2 separate regions of the Homo sapiens genome follow, and region 1 is linked to region 2. Evidence: chromatin loops called from intact Hi-C (ENCODE). Cell type or tissue: ascending aorta. All regions are shown on one strand. Region 1 holds the start of RING1 (ring finger protein 1). Region 2 holds the start of WDR46 (WD repeat domain 46).

The links. Peaks named below come from ENCODE experiments on the same cell type or tissue, not always from the same donor. Only the 100,000 strongest peaks of a DNase experiment are listed, where the experiment ranks them.
Region 1: it touches region 2 in a loop (6-fold over the local background); 27 of 110 quality-filtered maps call a loop at or near these places.

Annotation. Positions count from the first base shown.
Region 1 is chr6:33,206,433-33,211,432 of GRCh38, reverse strand. It overlaps HSD17B8 (hydroxysteroid 17-beta dehydrogenase 8), which reads right to left. Exons shown (of 9, transcript NM_014234.5): 8 at 4,984-5,000; 9 at 4,602-4,795. The coding sequence ends at 4,779. It overlaps RING1 (ring finger protein 1), which reads right to left and starts at 2,933. Exons shown (of 7, transcript NM_002931.4): 1 at 2,789-2,933; 2 at 2,533-2,668; 3 at 1,647-1,807; 4 at 1,303-1,518; 5 at 1-275. The coding sequence starts at 2,610. MIR219A1 (microRNA 219a-1) reads right to left here and starts at 3,598; the gene lies at 3,489-3,598. In ascending aorta, no CTCF peak of the experiment used is centred here; DNase peaks (open chromatin) are centred at 2,622, 2,982, 3,592, 4,402 and 1 weaker place; H3K4me3 peaks cover 2,261 bases; H3K27ac peaks cover 1,617 bases.
Region 2 is chr6:33,286,638-33,291,637 of GRCh38, reverse strand. WDR46 (WD repeat domain 46) reads left to right here and starts at 2,399. Exons shown (of 15, transcript NM_005452.6): 1 at 2,399-2,536; 2 at 2,625-2,834; 3 at 2,944-3,024; 4 at 3,168-3,280; 5 at 3,403-3,490; 6 at 3,612-3,673; 7 at 3,920-4,024; 8 at 4,133-4,283; 9 at 4,412-4,547; 10 at 4,744-4,843. The coding sequence starts at 2,468. PFDN6 (prefoldin subunit 6) reads right to left here and starts at 2,037. Exons shown (of 4, transcript NM_001185181.3): 1 at 1,718-2,037; 2 at 1,394-1,464; 3 at 1,188-1,312; 4 at 705-922. The coding sequence starts at 1,781. The coding sequence ends at 793. It overlaps MIR6873 (microRNA 6873), which reads left to right and starts at 4,349; the gene lies at 4,349-4,411. MIR6834 (microRNA 6834) reads right to left here and starts at 1,393; the gene lies at 1,313-1,393. RefSeq lists enhancers at 2,271-2,804, 3,339-3,872, 3,873-4,406. In ascending aorta, no CTCF peak of the experiment used is centred here; DNase peaks (open chromatin) are centred at 2,087 and 2,347; H3K4me3 peaks cover 2,763 bases; H3K27ac peaks cover 1,808 bases.

The sequences.
Region 1 (5,000 bases), 80 kb after region 2:
GCGTTCCCCCTCCCAGAGTCCCTCCCCGGTCACCAGAGTCTTCCGAACCGGCACCCCCACCCACCCCACCAGTGCCGCCTCCCCCTGTCCCTACACTGCTCCCCCCTGCGCCCCCTCCACGGGGTCGCTTGGGAGCAGGGCCTGGGGCAGAGTCAGGGGCGGAGTCTGAGCTCACATCTTCTCCATCCCCTTCTCCCTCCCCGGGCTCTCCTTCCCCCCCACTCATCGTTGTGGTCTGATCTGACCCTGGTATCGGCCGCCTCACACGCTGGGCCCTGTAGAAGCAAGTGGTTAAGGTTAGAAGGCATCCAGGATAAAGGGCTTAGACTTTAAACTTCAGAGAATTAAGAGATAAGAAAAATCCTAATGACGATACCTAATATTTATTAAACACAATGTGCTAAGCACTCAGTATACTAAGTGTTTTGCACCAATCCCCTTACCTAATACAATGAATCCTATGACACAGGTAATTATATTACCTCTATTTTATGGCTGAGGAAACTGAGGCTTAGAGAGGTTAAGTAACTTGTTAGTGATCATAGGCTGTCACCTCTCAAAGTGCGGTAGCAGCATACACATCCCCTGTGAGCTTGTGAAATGCAGACTCTCGGGCCCAACTCTAGACCTACTGAATCACAGTTTGCATCTGAAGATCTACAGGTAATCTGGATACACATGAAAGACTGAGAGATGCTGGCCTAGGAGGTGATTTAACTTCCAGCAGTATGAATCCGGGGCTTATTCTCAAAATCGCTCTACTGTTCTAACTTCTAGAAAGTCATGGGGTAAACTACATTTTTCCTTTTTTTTTTTTTGTGACAGGGCCTTGTTCTGTCGCCCAGCAGGCTGGAGTGCAGTGTGCAGTGGTGTGATCATGGTTCACTGCAACATCCACTTTCTTCCCAGGCTCAAGTGATCCTATTACCTCAGCCTCCCAAGAAGGTAGGACTACAGGCATGTGCCACCATGCCCAGCTAAATGTTTAATTTGTTGTAGAGATGAGATTTCCCTATGTTATTCAAGGTGGTCTCAAACTCCTGGGCTCAAGTGATCCTCCCATCCTCACCTCCCAAAGTGCTGGGATTACAGATGTGAGTCACTGTGCCCAGCCCTATATTTTTCTTAAGAAGAGCAGGGCCAGTTGTTTACTAAGAAACTGCAATTTACACCCATGATTTCCAGCCCTAATGATCAGTCTGTGGTCAGCTCCTAGGATGCTGAGGCTTAGAAGCTAGCAGGCAACAAGGACTGACCCACGGACCCATCCCATCAGTTCTGCTTCTCTCCTGACCCTCACACCTGTGCATGGCCTGCATGCGTAGCCCCTCCTCAATGCTGGAGCTCAATGCCTGCTGGTTGTGCAGGCGGCTCAGGCGGATAAGCACTCGGTCTTGATGGGCCTCGTATTCCTCCCGGCTAGGATAGATCTTAGAGATCAGGGCATCAAAGTTGGGGTCTGGCCGTAGGGATCGCTTGGACACCAGCTTCTTTCGGCAGGTAGGACACTCCTTGTTCCTGGGGTAGGAGAAGGGAAGCCCTGAGTGGTCAGTCAAGGGAACTGAAGCCTAGGCTGAACCAAGACCAGTGAGAGGGCCCTAACTTTGTACCCCTTCATCTCATCTCAAACATGTCTCTCCTATTACCCGCTCCGTAGGGCTGTGACAATGCAGTCAGAGCAGAATCTGTGGAGGCACTCCTTGGTGGTCATCGTATTCTTCAGCATGTCCAGGCAGATAGGGCACATGAGTTCTGAATGCAGTGACCGAGGGGAAACAGCAATCTCTGTGCCATCCATTATGGCTTCCTGAAGGCATCAGTGAGTAGAAAGGTGGTGTGGGTTAGAGGGAAAGGGGTTTTAGAAACAGCAGCCCATAAAATAAGAATTTTGAGAAATACAGTGAGAAGACCCATGTTGGTCTCTATAGGAGACAAGAATTCTGAGAAAGAGAAGGACTGATGACTTGGAGCAAATGGAGAAAAGACAGACTTTAGTGTCCATTAACTAAGAGTAGGAGCTTTGGAATAGGAGGATCTGAGGTGGCTAAGTGGCCTAGGAGTGAAGATGGCACAAATCTGTGGTTGGGAAAAACTATTCAACAAAATTTTTTAAAGTCCTGGTGCTACCTGTATTAGAACCCCATAGGGTGCCTGTTAAAAATTCAGATTCTGAGAACCCAATTCACTACTGAATCAGAATGTTGGGGGGCATGAAGCTCTGCTTTTAATAAACTCCCAAAGTGAGTCTTATGTGCACTGACTTATGACACTGAATGAGGAACAGGGAAGGTAATTTTTGTGTTTGTGATCTTTCAAATGAAGATAATAATACTTGTTCCACCTCTCTGGCAGGGCTGTTTTGAGGATTAAATGAGCTAAATGCGAAAGTGCTTTGGAAAGATTAAGGTGATTCAAAGGTAGGGCCAGGCAAGGCAGAATAGAGCAAATTACGGAAAAGAAGCTGTGTGATGCGGTCTGTGGATATAAGGGTTTGGGGGAGGGGGTAAGCCTGAAAGGGAGAATGCCTGTCACCTGCGGGGTCCGGTGCAGCTCATACAGACTCAGTTCCCACGTTTTGCTGGCATTCTGGGCATTCGCCGGCGTCGTCATGGTGACCGGGCGCAGACCCCCCACCAGGGCTCCACAGCCGAGGAGAAGGCGAAGAAGGCTGGGGGTGGGGGGAAGGGGAGGAGGGCGTCAGGGGGGCCGCCCCTCGCGTAGACCCCGCCCCTCCAGAAGCGCCCCTCTCCGCCCCCGCTCCCGCCCCCGCGCCGGCACTGCCCCTCACCCAGCTCCAGCCGTTCGCGCTCCCGCCGCCGCCGCGCCTCTCCCTAGGCCCGGGCTCCTGGGCCAAGTTCGCTCGGTCCGCAACCGCTGCTCAGACAGCAGCTCCCGCCACCGCCGCCGCCATGGCCCGGGCGCTGGGGCCCTACGTCACTTCCGCCTGCTCCTCCGCTACACCCGCTCCCCCCGCCGGCGGAGACGTCACCCACCATTCGCGGCGCGGGTGGGACGGGACGTGGACGCCGCGGTTCTCCCGCCCACGGGACGGGCTCGTCCCGCGTGAGGATCCTGCGTCCCGGGAGTTCTGCGCCACTTAGGGAACCACGGTCTCCGCCCCCGGCCCAGCACCGTCGCGCGGCCAACAACCTTAGCCTCGGTTCCCTTCCAGAGGCCCCCACGCGGGGCCTCAGCTCCGGGGGGCCGGGGCCTGGAATATCTGGGACCCCAGGAGGGGACAGAGGGCTCGTGAAAAGGGCTACCTCCCCCACTCTGCGTACCCTGGCGACTCTGGGGATCAACCCCCCTCACTTCTCCGTAACCCCCATTCCAGGATCCCGGGGGAAAAGGCTGCAAAAGATCTGCCGCTTTAGCCTTCTAGTCCTGAGAACACACCTAGGTCCCGATGTGCCCGGGATTCCCCTTACCACCCTGGGGACTCCCTCCACCCTCTGCTTTGGCTCTCCCTAGACCCTCCGACCCGCTCTCCCGCTCGAGGTTTGGGGGCGGCGGCTCGGGACGTCCAGACTCAACTCTCGGCCGGAGCCATAGACTCGAGAATTGCGTTTGGACAATCAGGAGCCGCGGCCCGGGGCGGGGAAGGGAGGGAGGCGCACGGGAGGAAAGGGGGAATGGAGACACCACGCGGAAACAGGGACATACACAAGATGGAGCTCCCATTGGGAAGGGGGGGTGCGCGTGTGGGTGGGGTACACAGGGGCAGAATGTCTGGAGTGGGAAGTGGGCAGAAGCCTCTTCGAGGACTCTAGAGTAAACGAAGGGGATGGGGAGGAAAGAGAAGAGGAAGGGGCAGAGCGATCCCCATTGAGTGTAGGGAATGAGAGGGATACAGGGCGAGGGGGTGGGGGGCAGTTAGAGACCCTGATGGGCATCTTGTCCCCGCCCGAGCTGAGGCTCCCGGACTTGGGCTGCGGCTGCCAGGGGGTGGCCTGTCCCTGGGACAAGGCAGCAGTGGGTGCCCTCGCCCCCCACCCCAGTTCCCCCCTACTTCCCTGTCCTCTCCTTCAGTCCGTGGCCAGTCCTTATGTGGGCGCCAGAGTCGATTAGCGCAGACCCCCCTCCCCTTCCTCCTCCTCTTCCCAGCCCCCTCCCTCCTGCTCTCTCCAGCCCCTTTCATCGGCTGGTTCATTCCCCTAATCCTGGCCCCCTCCCCTAATCCCCCCCATCCGACCCCAGGCCGGCTGCAGCTATTGTAAGGTGGAGAGAAAGGGGAGGGGGGGACTCAGAGAAAGGAGAGGGGTGGGGGAGGGCCACCTGTTCCAAGACCCCCTTTCAAGGCCAGACTGGACACCAAGATGGGGCCATGAACAAATCACCCTTGGGGACCATAAGAACCCAGGGAGTTGGGGGGAGGGGACTGGTGCTGCAGAACCAGTGGAAAGGGGTGACGCACGAACCCCTCCCTTCAAAAAGACCCGGAGTGTCACGCATACACAGTGACACATACTCTTTCCTCTCACACCCGGCGGCGGGGGTTGCCCTGGGAGACCAGGCAGAGAAAGGGAACAATCCTTCGGGAAAGGGAAAGGAGGGGGAGGTGGGGAAGGGTCTGAGGGCTTGGACACAAGAAGAGCCGGAGGTGGCAGGGAAGAGGACTTGGAATTTATTAGGGTCACAAGCACCCCTGCTTCCCATATTCAGCATTCCTGAACCATACACTGCCACCCCTTTTGTATCCTGGGAACTTAGAGTCCTCATCAGCAGGAGGCCAGGCAGAGTGGTGGGGGGGTGAGCAGAGTCCAGGGTCCTTGAGGCAGTTACATGAAAAGACCTCCTGGGAGGGGCAGAAACATTTGGACAGATGCATGGGTGGAGACACAAATGGGCTAGGGGGTACCCACTTCTGTCCCTGGCCTTGGGAACCTCTGCCCTTCCCAGTGGCTCCAGACTCCCCTTACTTGCTTTCTCATATAGTCTGGGTTCTACTTCTCTGCCCTCTCCCTCCCCATGCTGGCCTCATACCAGTGACTTCCACTGAG
Region 2 (5,000 bases):
GTACATATGAACTGGCTGCTATGAGTGGGGGTGGGGAATTGGCTGAAGGTAGATGCCATGGAACAGGAAGGGGCACAATGTTTTCTGTCCCCATGAACAGAGCAAAAAGTGAGGTATTGGTGAAAAAAGTTTCCTCAGAACAGTTTCTCTCCAGTAACCTCTCTACCACTGGTCCCTTGCTGCAAATGTGTATAAAACAATTTTAGGACAAGGAAATGGCAGAACAACTTTATGGACAACATATAAACTTGGGAGGACTTATAATACCATAAAGCATTACATGCTGGGATTTTAAGTCAGTTTAAAGCTACATTCAAGCAAATTCTAGGAAGACAGAGGCTGAAAAGTACTAATAGAGATGCCAGGGCTGTTGGCAAGGAGGGTAACCACATTTCATCCTGGGGCCTCAGGTTAGAGAACTGTGTATTCTTTTTCAATTAAACCGACATTCCTAGCAATATGGTATGTTGCAAATGCCCTTCCAAAAGAATCATGCCAACCAAGATGAGGGAGAGTTAAGGGTTGTATATACAGGCAAGAAGTAGGTTTGAAGACATTTAGGATTTCACTTTCAAGAAAGAACACTGTGCCACAAAGAGATTCCAAGTGCAAGAGTTTGAACCTGAGGGGGTAATACAGGTGGTGTGTGTTAAGGTGGAAGGGGCTGTGGGGATATGACAGAAGTGCCTGGTCAGGAAACAGAGCCAGGTGTTTTTACATTTTATTAGCTACAGTATAGATCCTAGAGCTGCCTCATTCCCTCCCCTCCCCTCCCCTCCCCCCACCATGGGGTCAGGCCTTGCCAGGAGCCCCTGCCTTTGCTGCCTGGGCCCGCTGGAACTCCTGCTGCAGCTGAGCAAGGGTCTCCCTCTGTTGCTCTGACTGCCGCTCAAGATCCCGAAGCTGGGATTCGTATCGCTTACTAAGGAGAGACAAGGGAGACAAGCAGAAAGGGAGAAATTAGTAGGACTCACTATGGAGAGTGCTAAACGCAAGAAAGAGATAGGTGGAAAACTTGAGATCCAGGGGAGGGAGAAGAAGGGGGGTTAAAAGGGAAGGAAAGGGTTGGAGGAACTGGAGGACTAGGGGCCACTATGGAGAGCTGTTCTGCAATGGTTCAACACCTCTACTCCAATGGTTCACTTGCATCACAGGGTGCAGCACACGGTGGTGGAATAAAAACTCACATTTCAGCTGTGATATAGTCCAGCCTCTTCCCTACTGTGGCCCGAGCCTCCCCCAGCTCCTGTTTGACTAGCACCGGACCCAGAAGTTTAAAGACCACGTTGGACCCATCCAGCAGGGCCAGTTCCTGATGGAGGGATGGGACATATGTGATCAGAACCATGGCTAGTACAGGTCCCTCCTCGCCCCACAAATCCCAGTCCCTCACCTCTTTCACGATATTATTTTCTGTTAGTTGTGCTTCAAGTTTCTGCCTCCCCGACATGGATTTACTTAAGTCTGGGGATGAGAGGAAAGGCAATTTAGAAACATCAAATGTGCCACCTATCCCCACAATCCTAGTCAGGTGGATATGGATCTGAGGAAGCAGAAAAGGATGGGGGCAGCGGGTGAGTGAACAGGGAAGAGTACTGAGACTGAGGCGGGGAAGTCTCTGCACGCGAGGGCCCAGATGGGGCAACAAACCTTATCTCGGTAATGGCTTTGGGTTGTAAGTGCATTGGGCGAGACCATACCGACCCTGTTCCCTTACCCTTCTGTAGCTGTTGATATTTCTCCACTTCTCCCTGTAGCTTCTTCTGGATCAGCTCCGCCATGGCGGGGATGAAAGCCTACTGGGTGCGAGACAAGGGCGCTGGGTCTCACTCTCTGGAAGGTACCTGAGCTCCCTTTTCTGATCTGGCCTGCGGAAATGATAGCACTCTTGAGAGGTAGCCCTGAGGGGCACCGCAACCTCCCCCCCGTCCCGGATATCGACTCCACCCTGTCCCCAGGAGATGGTGGGCGAAACGCAAGACCCCAAGCCTCTCAACCGAAATCCTAACCTACTCACGTTCTTCCTTCAGTAGTAATAAACCCGGAAGTAAACAAGGAATGCTGGGAAAAGACTGTGCCGGAAGTTTCTTTCTGACCCTTGATGGGAAGTGTAGTTCTGACATGTTTAGGGAGTGGAGTTCTGCTAAAAAGACTAGACTAGGACATTTTTAGGCAAGATGGGGAAACTAATCCAGAAAAAGAAACCGCACCGCTACTTAGCCCCTGGCTCCGGACCTGCCTTTCTTTTTTAAATCACTCTTGCATAAGCTGCCGCTCGCGATAAGGTGCCAAAAACTGTTCCGCCCCTCTAAGGAGAGCGTGCCCTCACTCAAGATGGCACCTAGAGAGCTTCATACCTGGTACGCTGCTGATTGGATGAAGGACAGAGGGCTTCCGGGAGTTTTCAAGCCGACTGTGTGGCAGCTGAGAGGAGTTTTGCACGTGGATCGCCGTTCGGGTGGGCGAGATGGAGACAGCCCCCAAGCCGGGCAAGGATGTCCCGCCCAAGAAAGACAAACTTCAGACCAAGAGAAAGGTAGAGGCCTCCCTGGGTGGGAAACGAAGTTTTTAGCTGTGGGGTCGGGGGGCGGGGCGTGAGTGCGGAGTTCCTGATGTGCCTGTAGAAACCGCGGCGATACTGGGAGGAAGAGACCGTTCCGACCACAGCCGGAGCCTCTCCAGGGCCTCCTCGTAACAAGAAGAATCGGGAGCTCCGTCCTCAGAGACCAAAAAATGCTTACATCTTAAAGAAGTCTCGGATCTCTAAGAAGCCTCAGGTCCCGAAGAAACCCCGAGAATGGAAGAACCCGGAGTCCCAGCGCGGCTTGTCCGGGGTGAGCGTGGGACCTGATGGGTGGCGAGGCAGGCCGCCTCGTTCCTTGAGAGTGAGAGGGTTGGGGTCAATCCAAGGCTGTCTGCTAATTGCGTCCTCCTTTCCCCTAGACCCAAGATCCATTCCCAGGCCCCGCCCCCGTCCCTGTGGAAGTGGTCCAGAAGTTCTGTCGCATTGACAAATCCCGAAAGGTGAGGTCCAGCCGGAGAGTTGGGAAGTGCTGGAGGCAGGGAGTGTCTGGGTGAGTTGGATGGAGGCTGGGACAGGTAGCTCTCCTGTGACCCCACTTATCCTGTGGTTCTTCTGCCACTCCTCCCCACCAACAATGTTACAGCTACCACATTCTAAAGCCAAAACTCGAAGCCGACTTGAGGTGGCTGAAGCTGAGGAAGAGGAAACAAGTATCAAAGCTGCTCGTTCTGAGCTGCTGCTTGCTGAAGAACCTGGGTGAGTGAGCCCTAATCTGGACCCCCATTCCCTGCCTTTTGGGACTGTCTTTTCTCGTTTTTATGTTGGTATACTTGCTTCATATTGGGAAGCTTTACTGCCATCCTAACCCTTGCTTTCAGGTTTCTGGAAGGGGAGGATGGGGAAGACACAGCAAAGATATGCCAGGCTGACATTGTGGAGGCTGTGGACATTGCAAGTGCAGCCAAGGTGAGCCTGAGGAGGTAAAGGAGCCAAGGGATTGATTGGTGGTGCAGGACAATAGAGGAATGGGGGCTAGAAGAAGGCGTTACTGCAGGGCACTCTTTTTTTTCACTCTTCTCTTTCCCAGCACTTTGACTTGAATCTGCGGCAGTTTGGACCCTACAGACTAAACTACTCTCGAACTGGAAGGTAAGGTTGAATTCTAGTGACTCTTGAACTAAGATGTGTTTCCTTAACCACTTCAGCCATTCCCAGTGTATGTTTGGGTTGCTGATGAGGGGAGGGTCCTTCGATTTGCTTGGGTGTGAGGGTAAGCACCTACAGCAACATGTGTCTGCCCGCCTGGAGAGATGGGGCTGGCGTGGGGCAGACCTCAAGTTGTCTGAGTCGGTGGTCCCCTGCCTTAACACCCTGCCTGCCCCTCACCTCCAACAGACACCTGGCTTTTGGAGGGCGCCGAGGTCATGTGGCTGCCCTTGATTGGGTAACAAAGAAGCTTATGTGCGAGATCAACGTCATGGAGGCGGTGCGGGACATCCGGTCAGTGGCCTCACTGTCAGCGGTCAGTTGGGGTGAGATAGTCCATTCCTGATTGAATGATAGCCTGTGACCTCATTTCCCAATTGAACCACTCTTCCTCTCCCCCAGGTTTCTCCATTCTGAGGCACTGCTTGCTGTTGCTCAGAACCGCTGGCTCCACATCTATGACAATCAGGGCATTGAGCTCCACTGTATCCGCCGCTGTGACCGAGTAACACGGCTTGAGTTCCTGCCCTTCCACTTCCTCCTGGCTACAGCTGTGAGTGGCCATGGAGCTCAGGAACTGGTTGGAAGCCCTTGGGATGACCACCTCTCCTTTAGGACCCCAGCAGAGGGAATACAGAGGGCAATCAGGACTGGGTCATTCTCTCTGTCTTTCTCTCTCAGTCAGAAACAGGGTTTCTAACCTACCTGGATGTGTCAGTGGGGAAGATTGTGGCAGCTCTGAATGCTCGAGCTGGGCGGCTCGATGTTATGAGTCAGAACCCTTACAATGCCGTCATCCATCTCGGACACAGCAATGGTCAGTACCTGGCTTAGTTTTGACTCTGACCATCCTGACTTGCTTTTCTTCTATATTTGTACTTCATGAGTCCCTTAAAGTTACCCTTTTATTTCCCTTTTTTGTTATCTCTTGGTCTTGAGTTCCCATCTTTCCCATGTTTAGTAACCTCAGGCTTAGGTGTGTATTAGCAACTTTGGTTCTTCTTCTCTTCCAGGTACTGTGTCTTTATGGAGTCCAGCTATGAAGGAGCCACTGGCAAAGATTCTCTGTCATCGTGGTGGGGTCCGGGCTGTGGCAGTAGATTCTACAGGCACGTAAGTCACTGGTGGGGTGAGGTGTTAGGAGTCATAGGTGGGCAGAAAGGTGTGGAAGGCAGTGTGCTTTAGGAGCACAGAGTCTAAAGCCAGGATGCCCAGGTTTAAATCGCAGTGTTACCACGGATGGGCCTTGCAAGTATAGGCATATTTCATA